Regions from separate parts of the Homo sapiens genome. Here region 1 is linked to region 2. Evidence: chromatin loops called from intact Hi-C (ENCODE). Cell type or tissue: mucosa of descending colon. All regions are shown on one strand. Each heading gives the region's core, and the rest is flanking DNA. Links, peaks and the distances in the headings are about the cores only. Region 1 overlaps ARSB (arylsulfatase B). Region 2 overlaps ARSB (arylsulfatase B).

Region 1 (5,380 bases), core at 189-5,188, 85 kb after region 2:
TGTAGAGTGCTGTGCGTGGGCCACCTGCAAAGCGCAGGGTGAGGAGGAGTGACTGACAAGGAACTTAATAGGAGGCAACAGTGTGATGTGGCTGCACAGACCTACAAATGCTTTAAAATCCAGTTGCATGGATACAGGAGGCTGAAAGCATCAATCCTGTAATATATCCAGATGAGAAGTGCCAGTCCAGGAATCACATTTTGTTCCCTGTAAGTTTCTGAAGGGGGCCATCTCAGTAAATGATGGTTGTTCATATGAAAGATATTATTATTTCTCTGATGGTATCTGATACTGCATGTTGCATGCAGAAGAAGATCTCTAAAGATCTTTACATATTAACAGCCTATGACATCCTTCAGGTATACAGTTGTTACACATGCCAGGGGACACTGTGACTTTGTTATTGTTTTGTATTTTCTCTGCATTTGGGTTAATTTTGTTTGATTATTGTCATCCCTTTAGTTCCTAACTTACACACTAGGGTGTTAGAGAGGAAGGTAATCCAGAACAGATTTTATAATAATAACAATAAAGGCCACCCTATTTTCTCTCTATTGTATTGCTCAGTACTCATAGCGCATTAGTGCATTTAACGCTCACAGAAACCCAATGAAGGTAGGTGGTAGTATTAGTCTCATTTTACAGAAAAGTAAAATATTAGAAAGTTAAGCAATTTGCCCCCAAGGCCGCACAGCTAGAAAGCAACAAGGCAGGGACTCTGGGAGCCCAAGCTCACAGTGCCTCTCCCTGGTGTTGCTTTTTCCACAGCAGTGAATAACTGCTCCCCTGAAGTGCTCCTTGCCTGGGGTTCGGCACCGCGACCAGTTCCACAGGCATCGTGTCTAAGTGTGACTGTGCCCCGGAACCCACAGAGCCACCCGGCTGCTCAGTCGATGATAATCAAAAATTTTAAATTTGCTTCCATTGGACATTCCTGCTCATCCAGCCACTTTTCTTATCAGAAGACAAAGGCATGCTGACCATATGTTTATTATCATTCCTCCTCTTTCCTGCTTGTTTTTCTAGTCAAGGTCAGAGAGGACCAGAAACACCCAGTGCTGAGAAGAGTGAGCCTTGCTTTCTCAGAAATGGTTCCTACCTCTGTGGAAAGCAGTGAAAGAGCCTCCAGTAGCCTCTTCCTGGAGTGGTGGAGGGTGGATAGAAGGAAAAACAATTAGAAGTAACAATAACGAATAGAAACAGAAAGACGTCTTTCTTCCTAACAACCTCATTTTGTTTTCCTTCTAATCTTATTAAATTTTCACATACTTGGTATAAAATCACAACAGTTTAGGTTCTGATAATGTCTTATAGCTGCCTGTGTGCCTCGTTGGCTGACTTATGCTCTGATATGTCCCTAATATGGCAGATTCTCCATACAGATAAGTGGAAAGTAACTCCTCCTACAGGTAAACTTGATGGGACTGTAGGATTAAGCCTTTTGCTTGTTATGCGACTCAGCAATTATTAGGAAAAGGCTGGGTGTTTTCAGCAGCCCCTGGGAAATGTGATTTATGACATGACAACGTTGGTTGGTCGGGGTCTCTGTTTCACTCTCCAGTGTGCACTCATTTGAGTAAGTCTGTGAGGAACTTCCCACTTGTAAGAAACAGTATCTTGCGTGTTGCTATCACTAAACCCTGGAGGCCGGATGCTGTGTCCCTGCTAATGGTCTCTGGTTGGCAAATATACATGTGACTCTTTCTGAGCAAAGTGCTATGTGTAATATGAAAGGAGCTTGAATGGGTAGTCCCTGCCCTCAAGTGGCCTTGATTTTACAGGAGACTTGCCATGGACCTGGAAGATGCATGGAGCACGGGGCAGCATTTGCCCATTCCCTCAGCGTGCACAGGTATAATGGCCACTGTCCGGGAGCTGGGAGGTCAGAGGCCAATGACTGCAGCCAACCATACTGGGGACAGAAAGGCCAGTCCCTACCAGGCTATCCACATTGGTTAAAATAGGAACCACCCATTTTTGTCTCCTCTCCAGGCTTTGAAAGCATTTGGGTAATTACAGCTTGCCTTTCTGCCTTTGGTTGTTAGTTTTAGTGTCTTAATTATCTGCCATGTCAAAAGATTTCTCCTGATCCCTCTGAGCTCTCTCCCTTTTGCTCCTAGTGGTGTTTTCACCCTGCTTGATAAGTTAGAATTGTACAGTGGTTTCCATTTCTTCTGTCATATAAACAGTAGGCAGTTCTCAACCTTCCCATCCTCTCTAACTTACTCTCTACTTTTTTTCCTTAAGAGAGGCTTATGTGATGACATTGACCAAGTAAGTCCTCTAACCTCAGTGATAGGGTGGTTCGGATGGGGTGGCAAGGAAAGGAAAAGGGAATTGAATCAGTTTTGATTTTTTAAAAATCATGCTGAGCTGAAGTGAAACACTTTTTTTTTTCCACAAAAACTGAGTCTGAAGGGATCTTTTTTTTTTTTTCATTCCACATTTTGGTTACATCTGCAGTGAGCAGTTGCAAATCCTGAGAGACTTCTCTTCCCTGGCATTTGTTTCATTTTGCAAGAGTCTCACTGTGCCTGTGTCTTATGTGAGCTCCTTGAAATGAAAGAACGTTAATGGCTGAAGACTGTTAGAGCCATTTGGGTGCCTGCTTATACCTTTCACTCAGCAGGACTGCCAGGGGCCCTGTCTGGCTCTGCCAGGTGCCCTCGGGTGGGAGAATAAGGGCACTGAAACAACAAATAGGCCCTTGACCAGACCTCCAGCTCCTTGCCTGCAGGGAATAGCACTGGAGTACAACGTCTAGTACAAAGTAGGTGTTCAATAAATAACCATCAAATGGGATAAAACCAGTTCCTAGCCCAGCACAGGTGCAGGGTAGATGCTCAGTAAATATTTGTTGAAGAAACGAATACATTACTATATCCCATGGGGGAAGACCTCTGGTCTTCATAGCACTTGCATCATTTGTAGCTCTGCAAGGGCTCTGGGCTGGATCGACTAGGAAAGCAGCCTGAGCAGGGAAGCAGATGGCTGATCAAGCCCTCCAGCCGAGGAGACCAGCACTGTTTCTGTGGGAACTTGGATGCCACTGACCTCACTCATGGAAGCTTGCAAGAGTGGTGCAGGCCCCAGTGGACCAAGGCCAGGGCTCTGTCTGCTCCCTTTGGCAGTCGGAAAGCAGCACACACTTAGCTTTGCCAGGACCCAGCTTCAGCGGCCTTCATAGCCCAGTAATTACCTCGTGATCAAGGGAGGGAGGGATGTGTGTAGAAATCACTTTTTAGTAGCACATATTTCTCTTGGAAAAGCCCCAGTAAGCTGCCGACTTTCTCTCAAGTGTTCAAAGGATACCAGGGAACTGACGGGCTAATTTAATTGTATTAATACAAGAGGCGGCCGTCCCTAGTGCAGAGGGGAGTGCGTTAGGGAGAATTGTCTGTCGGGAGGCTGGAGTTCCAGCTTCAACATGGAAGTGAAAACACTCTCCAGGAAAGCAGACGAGTCCCACTGGGGAGGAAACTGACTCTCTCCATGGCCCACAGGGCCTGCTCTTCATCTGTCTGAAGAAGCCTCTTTATTGCATTCAGATAAGTGTTTCACTTGAAGGAGAGCAAACACAACCAAATAATGACCTAGATGTCCCTTCCTCATGTTTTCAAACAGTCCCCCTTCTCTTTAATCCCTGCAGGAGAAAATGTCCTGGAGTTGAGATCTTAGGAGACATTGGTTCATTTAAGTCCATTATGAGACCTTCACAAGGCACCCCTTAAATCTGGCAGTAGGACCACAGTTTTATCCTGGCCACAAATTTAAAGACTTTGATCCTATTCCCTCTCAGGTATCAATGCAAACAGAACAATTCTAACATTTTTAGTATGGCCACCCCAACGTGGACACCAATTAGCTAAGCCAGGGAACTTTACTTCTATTTCCTCATCTATGCAAAGGGGAGAACAGGTTAGATGATGTCTAAGGCCCCTCAAGAACTTGAGTGCTCTTCATTCTGTAATCATTATCTCTCTAATTAGTTTCTCTTCTCTAAACTTTATTCTCCTCCACGGCCTCTGTTTAGGGGTGGAAGGTAGATGCTGTACCCTAGTGTGTGTTTCCCGGGGCTGTTTCTCAGCCTGCTGCTCTGTTCTCTCCACTCTCTATCTGTCCCTATTGCGATCATTCTCAAATCTAACTGTGACTGCAGCACTCCAGTTCATTCATTTATTCCATAATATTTCTCAAACACCCACACGGTGCTAGGTGCTGAATGAACAGTACACTGGTGAACAAGAGTCATGATCCCTGCTTTTTTTGGATCATATACTTTTCTAGGGAGACATGTATTAAATATATTTAATTTAATTTAACAAATATAATTTAAATAATATTAAATATATTAAATGAATATATAATGATAAATTGTAAGACGTGTTATGGAAGATGAACAGGGGTTGCCCTGATTTAATTTGGGAGGTCAAAAAATATCTGCTCTGAGGAAGTGTTATTTGATCTGAGACCTGGAAAAGGAGTTATCAGGCAAGGAGTTGTAGAAAGTGCTCCAGGTAGAGGAAAGAGCTAACACAAAGACCTTTGCAGCAGGGAAGGGCTAGACTGGATGAACAGAGCTTCGTGTGCCCAAAGAACTGAAGGAAACCAGTGTGGTTGGAACATACACAGTGAGAGCAGTGGGGTGAGATGAGACTGGGAGAATGACAGATTAGTTAAGATAACGCTGGCTGCTGGAACAAACCAAAACTGACATTCGAACAGTATAGACATTTATTTCTCATTTGCAGAAGTGCAAACTAGATATTCCTGAGCAGTTAGATATCCCTGTTCAAAGCAGTGTCTTGGAGACCACAGCTCCTTTCATTTTGCAGCTCTGCCATTTTTAATGACCTGCCAAGGCCAGCGTGCTTCTCTGCATGGAAGGCTGTGCATGAGAGGGTTTTCTGGGCCCAGGCCTGCCTGGAAGTGGTGCTCCCAACCGCACTCACATTCCGCCAGCACACACCCAACTGCAAGGGAGGCCGAGAAATGTGGTCAGAGTGTGATCCCAAGAAGGAGACAGGGCAGATGACGCAGACACTGTGGGCCATGTTGCAGTTTCAGTTTTATTCCTAGCGTGCTGAGGAGTGTGAGTGAGAGTGCACCTGTGGCAAATCCATCAGCACTTCTAAACCTACACGTTCAATTGCTAATGTCATGCAATTCATCTTCCTCCAAAAGCAACATCTCTCACGTGTTCTTCCAGTGATGCCATTCCAGACCTAGCAGTCCTTTTTCCTGCTCTATTCATCGTCTAGACTTACTTGACCAATCCAACCCTGGACTGGTTCAGTACTTCCCCGACTAGGCTCTTCAATTGGTTTCTTTCTGCTCTGATACAGAATGCTAAGGTACGTATTTACAATGTAGACTATCC
Region 2 (5,380 bases), core at 111-5,110:
TGCTCCCTGTGCCTGGGCTCTCATCTCTCTGGTGGTCACTTGGCTGGCTCTGTCCTGTCCTTATGGTTTCAGCTCCTCCACAAAGCCCAGTCATTGCCTCCCATGAATGGAGAGATCTTATCTCTTTTTCTCACTCACTCCGTGAGGGACAGGACCTTGTCCATCCTGTTTGCTGCCCTTTTTCCAGATCTGGAGTGGTCCCTGGAACATGGCAGCACTCAAGAAAGATGTGTTAAAGGAATAAGTGAGTTCTTTCTTCCAGGCCAAGACTGATGCTTCTTGAAATGCTCCCAATCAACCCTCTTAGACTCCAACATAACTGACCAGGGACCAGATTAGACAAACAATTCTGATATTTGAGGGTTTGATTTACTTAAATTCTCACTGGGGTCCAAGAGCACCCCTTGCCAGCTCCTATAGTTTAAGCAGCAGTATGTAGAATAGCCAATGAAAAGTCAAGGTCACAGAGTAGCTGGACAAAGGCTTAGAAAAAACAATGCAGTGACCTAAGTTAATGTTTAGTGCCTTTAACCTCTATTTTCGGTGAGTGGCCTTTTCCCTAATTATTTGTTCCTCCAAATCATTGAGCCCTTCTGTGTGGTAGGTCCTGTGCTAGGTCTTGGAAATAAAAACATTAAGAAACTTTTTGCTCTTGAGAAGCAGAGTTCATGGGGAAGACAAAGCCATGAACAACTGATTAACAATAGACAGAGCTAAGTATAGTAGAAAATGTGCACATAAAATGTAGCAGAAATACAGAGCAGAGATGAAGACCATCTAGGGCACTAAGTGGCAGGTTCACAGAAGATATGATCTTTAACCCGTGGCACTTTAGGCAAGGGAGCCAACATGTGCAAAGGCAAAATTAGCATGAAAGGGCATGACATATTCTAACAACAGGGAGAAGTTAGTTCTACGTGACTGAAGCTCAGGGCACTTTTTATGGGGGAGGACAGGAGTTGATACCCAAAAAGGAGGTTGGGGGCAGATATGAAGGATTCTATATGTGGGCCTGAAGTTGGAACTTTTTCCCTGATTGGAAAGCAATCAGGTCTTTAAACATGCATGTGGCCTGATTGATTTTGGGTTTTACAAACACCTCTGGTGGGAACTTGAAGCGGTATATAAATTAGCCCAGGAGCCCAGACAGAGGAGTGCCTGACCTAAAGCAATGGGCTGCAGAAGGGGGGATGATTGGAAAGCTGTTTTAAAGGTAGACTTGGCAGAATCAAATGCACATTCTGTCAGAAATGATTCAATGTAGTGCAACAGGGAAAGAGTAGCCAAGCGTGGTGGCACACACTTGTAGTCCCAGCTACTTGGGAGGCTGAAGTGGGAGGATTGATTGAGCCCAGGAGATCGAGGCTGCAGTGAGCTGTGATCCTGCCACTGCACTCCATCCTGGTTGGAGGAGTGAGACTTTGTCTCAAAAAAAAAAAAAAAAAGATAAGATTTGAGAATATCAGAATGTAATTTGAATATCTAGGTAGATAATGTCTCCAAAATCTTTTAGCAGGAGAAGATTGAATTTACCGAATCCTTTAGATGTGTACTAAGACATATATTAGCACTCCAGTTTGCCTCTCAGTAATTTAAAAAAAAATCCAAAGAATCAACCATCAACAAGCAGATACTTTTCTGGGACAAAGAGGCTTCTCCATTTTTGAAACGATGTTGCCTACTCATCTGTTAGTCACCCTTGCATCAGGGCCGTGTTCAAAGAGATGTCCAGGCTTGGTATGAGGCTGCTAGAGCCTTCCTTGCTTTTCCTTTTGTGATCTTTGAGTCAGGTTGGGAAGGATGACTAGGGTAAGCCCCAGCTGAAGCATGCACAGGGATGTTGGGGTAGAGATGATGTTTCAGGGCAGCCCTCCACGGCCAAGCCACACATTAAATTGTTTGGGGAGTAGTTCTAAAAATTAATGCTGTTGTCATGGTTTCATTTTGATTTTTATCAGCTGGATATGGATGAGGCTTCATTGTCATATACTTAATGTTTTTGCTTAGATCTTTGGCAAACCAATATTTTTCCATGACTTTTTGACAGTTATTTTTGTTCAATAGTGAATAATAAAGTGAGATTTACGGTCTGTATATGATAATGTTTGTCTTACTTTGACATTTCTTTTCTAGACAGTAAAGGCCTTATAATTAGATTTTCCCTGTGCCAAAACATTGCTGCAAAACCATCTCCCTGAAAAAACGTTTCTTTGCTTCTTTTAGGAGCTGGCGTCATCTTATTTTGATTTGGAATTTTTTTCATATGTCAGTCAGGAAATGAAACAAAAATTTCTCTTGAATATGAATTCTTAACAAGAAAGAAATTAACTTTTGCCGAAAAATAAAACTAGAAGGGAAAATGAGAAGAAACGTCTTTGAAATGCTGATGGTTCCATTGTCTTTTTAAATTCTAATTTATGTCAAACTTCAGTGAGCAATATAGGAAACTCCCTTTTCCACCTTGTTGCAAAAGAGCTTATTTTATTCTTGTTGCTACTCCTACCAGTTTTATGTTGAATTCTTTGAAATACCCAGGAGACTGAACTAGAACTTATGGACCGCACCCTATTTCTCATATAGTTAACCAACTAATGTCCTAACTCAGTGGATTCTGCCCCATTGCTGATAAGTGGCAACCATCGGCCAGGTGCCATCTGTGGGGGTACAAGGACAGGCGAAGCTGAACTGCCCTTCTGCTGAGGCCACATCTGCAGTTGGCGCTATGCCAGGAGAGCCTTGGAGAAGTTGCACATGTGTCCATTGACAGTGCTTTCTCTTTGGAGTGCTCTTAAAAAGAATAACTGTTGATAGAATCGCTTATTGCTAATGGCAAAACATCACAGAGAACTAATTGCAAAAACAGTCACACTTACTACATCCGTGGCCTCCCCTAATGATATGTGGAAACACCTTCCCTTTCCTACAGTAGCAAAAGTGGCCAAATTCTCTGTACAACCCGGAGAATTTTCCTATCTGAGTCATAACTGAAGAGCTGCTCCTAGAATCAGATTCCAGATCCAGCCACCCTTGTCCCCATCATCTCCACTCTTATTTCCACCACCATCTTCATCCAATACTTTCCGTTGAGCACTAACAAATATGTGCAACTGAAGGACACTACATAATACCTCAGAGAAGTGTATCTATTTAAAACAGAGACAACAGGCTTCTTCTAAAGTATTGAGCCAGCATCACTTACAGCAATCCAGACAACAGAGTGAAATAATCGTTCTGTCTCAGCCTTTCTTGATATCACGGGAAGAGTGTAGGTATTTCTTTCCAGTGTATTTTTGTATCACATGAATAGCACCTTCTTCTAAGTTTCGATACATTGGTTATGAGTGATTGCTACTCTGTGCAGTATCATGAACATGGAGGAATTTCTTCTTTCTACTGATGGTGACCTTTTGTTGTTTTGAATATACGGGTCTGCTCAGCTTCAATATGAAATGGAATGTGTATTTCAACAACTGGCCTGAGTGAATGTTTGGGCCTTGAGTTTTTGTCAAGAAGTGATGTGGGGAGGTTTGAAGAAAGATTCTTGTAAGTCTGTGATGTCAAATGATGAGATTGTCTGTCACCGACCCATGTGTTGAAGAATTGTTTCCTCACCTGATCTAACTCAAGACTCTTCTCTACTCCCTTTCGAGAAGCACAGAAAAGAACTGAGAACTGGTGTGTTAAGGGCGCCACCAAAAGTTTCCTTGGCAGTAGAGCCTTGAATTTCTTCCCCAACAGCAGCTAAGCCTTCTCTAAAAGGAATTACCATTACCTTGAAATAACTTCCTATGTACACTCATAGGAAGAGTGTACACTTTGCTGAGGTTGACCGTACTTGTGGTTTTCATCAGGAAGTGAAAGTTTATGTGGCCTACATGTGTGAGCCCACTCTATACTAGGGATAGCAGGAGTGTGGTGCTCTAGGGGCAGAGGCCTGGGGTGTCACACAGACCTTGTTGGAATCCTAGCATTGCCATCTATTCACTGTTTGGCTTTTTCAAACTTCCTTTTAAAAAACGTGACAAAATGGTTATAATACTAAACTATTTGGGTTGTTGTAAATTTTAAGAACAACAGCAGTTACTACCATGTATTGAGCACTTAGGTTGTGTCAGGTACCCTGCCAAGAAAAGATCATAAGCAATGTCACTTCATTTCCATCATAATACATGAAGTAGTGCTATGGTTTGGATGTGGTTTGTTTCCACCAAAGCTCATGTGGAAGTCTAATTGCCACTGCATCTTGGGAGGTGGGGCCCAGTAGGAAGTGTTTGGGTCATGGGGGCGGGTTCCTCATGAATAGATCAATGCTGTCTCCCAGGATCGAGTTCTCAATCTCAAGGGAATGGATTAGTCGCCATGAGAGTGGGTTGTTATAAAGTGAGGCTCTTCCTGCTCTTTGGTCCCTCTTTACCTGCACCTGCCTCTCCTTCCACTTCTCTGCCATGTTATGATGCAGCACAAAAGCCCTCACCAGCAACTGATGCCAGTGCCTAGCGCTTGGACTTATCAGTCATCAGAATTGTGAGCCAAATAAACCTGTTTTCTTTATAAATTACCTAGTCTCAGTATTCTGTTATAGCAACACAAAATGGACTAAATCAATTAGTGATTGTTATTTCCACATGAAGACGAGGAAACTGAGGTGGTATATCACCCCTGGCCACACAGCTAGTGAGTGTCTGGCCTCAGGCTTCTATTCCAGGTCTGCCAACCCCAGATTCTGTGAGAGATAATGCAAAATCAGAGTCACTCCTAGTGCAGTCAGTGCTTAACAAGTGTTCATTCTCTTTCCTCCCAGATGCATCTTGTAGCTTTGATAGATCTCTGATTTCTTAATAAATTTTTATATGTAACATTCTATACAGCAGGTGGTCTGTCATACTGCCCTCATGTGGCTCATTTGGGTAATAGTGGGTTTTTTTTTTAAAGTTTAATGCAAAATATGTGTTATTTAAAATGTGTCTCTAAAGTCACCTAAATCTGTGGATACTTTGGGAGTTTGTATGATTCTATAACCCCAGTATGTAAGAAATGGCACTTTTTCTTTTCTACTGCCCACTTTAATGTCTTAACTCTGAGCCCTCATTTGGCTGGGAAGATACTTAACTTCAGTTACTCTAGTAGCTTCTACCCTGTCTTTGCCAAGATCTCCCATTCCTTCTGTTGTCTTGGAAGAGAAACCTTCTCTTCCCTGGTATTGTGCATAATGAAACTTTATTTCACCATCCTGTCAAGAGGGGAAAAATTTTTTTCACAATTATATTTTTCCATCTAATGTTCTGTTTACAGAGACATTTATCAACCACTGGAGAAATACTCAGCTTTCACACTTAAGAAAGAGATATTATTGCCAGAGTGTAGAGTGTTAATTCATTTT

The links. Peaks named below come from ENCODE experiments on the same cell type or tissue, not always from the same donor. Only the 100,000 strongest peaks of a DNase experiment are listed, where the experiment ranks them.
Region 1: it touches region 2 in a loop (5-fold over the local background); 4 of 110 quality-filtered maps call a loop at or near these places.

Annotation. Positions count from the first base shown.
Region 1 is chr5:78,801,270-78,806,649 of GRCh38, reverse strand. All of the region lies in intron 6 of ARSB (arylsulfatase B), which reads left to right. Among named protein-coding and RNA genes, the nearest start is that of LHFPL2, 160 kb to the right of the region's middle. In mucosa of descending colon, for the core only: no CTCF peak of the experiment used is centred there; a DNase peak (open chromatin) is centred at 3,139.
Region 2 is chr5:78,886,317-78,891,696 of GRCh38, reverse strand. All of the region lies in intron 4 of ARSB (arylsulfatase B), which reads left to right. Among named protein-coding and RNA genes, the nearest start is that of ARSB, 96 kb to the left of the region's middle. RefSeq lists an enhancer at 4,087-4,136. In mucosa of descending colon, for the core only: no CTCF peak of the experiment used is centred there; a DNase peak (open chromatin) is centred at 2,696.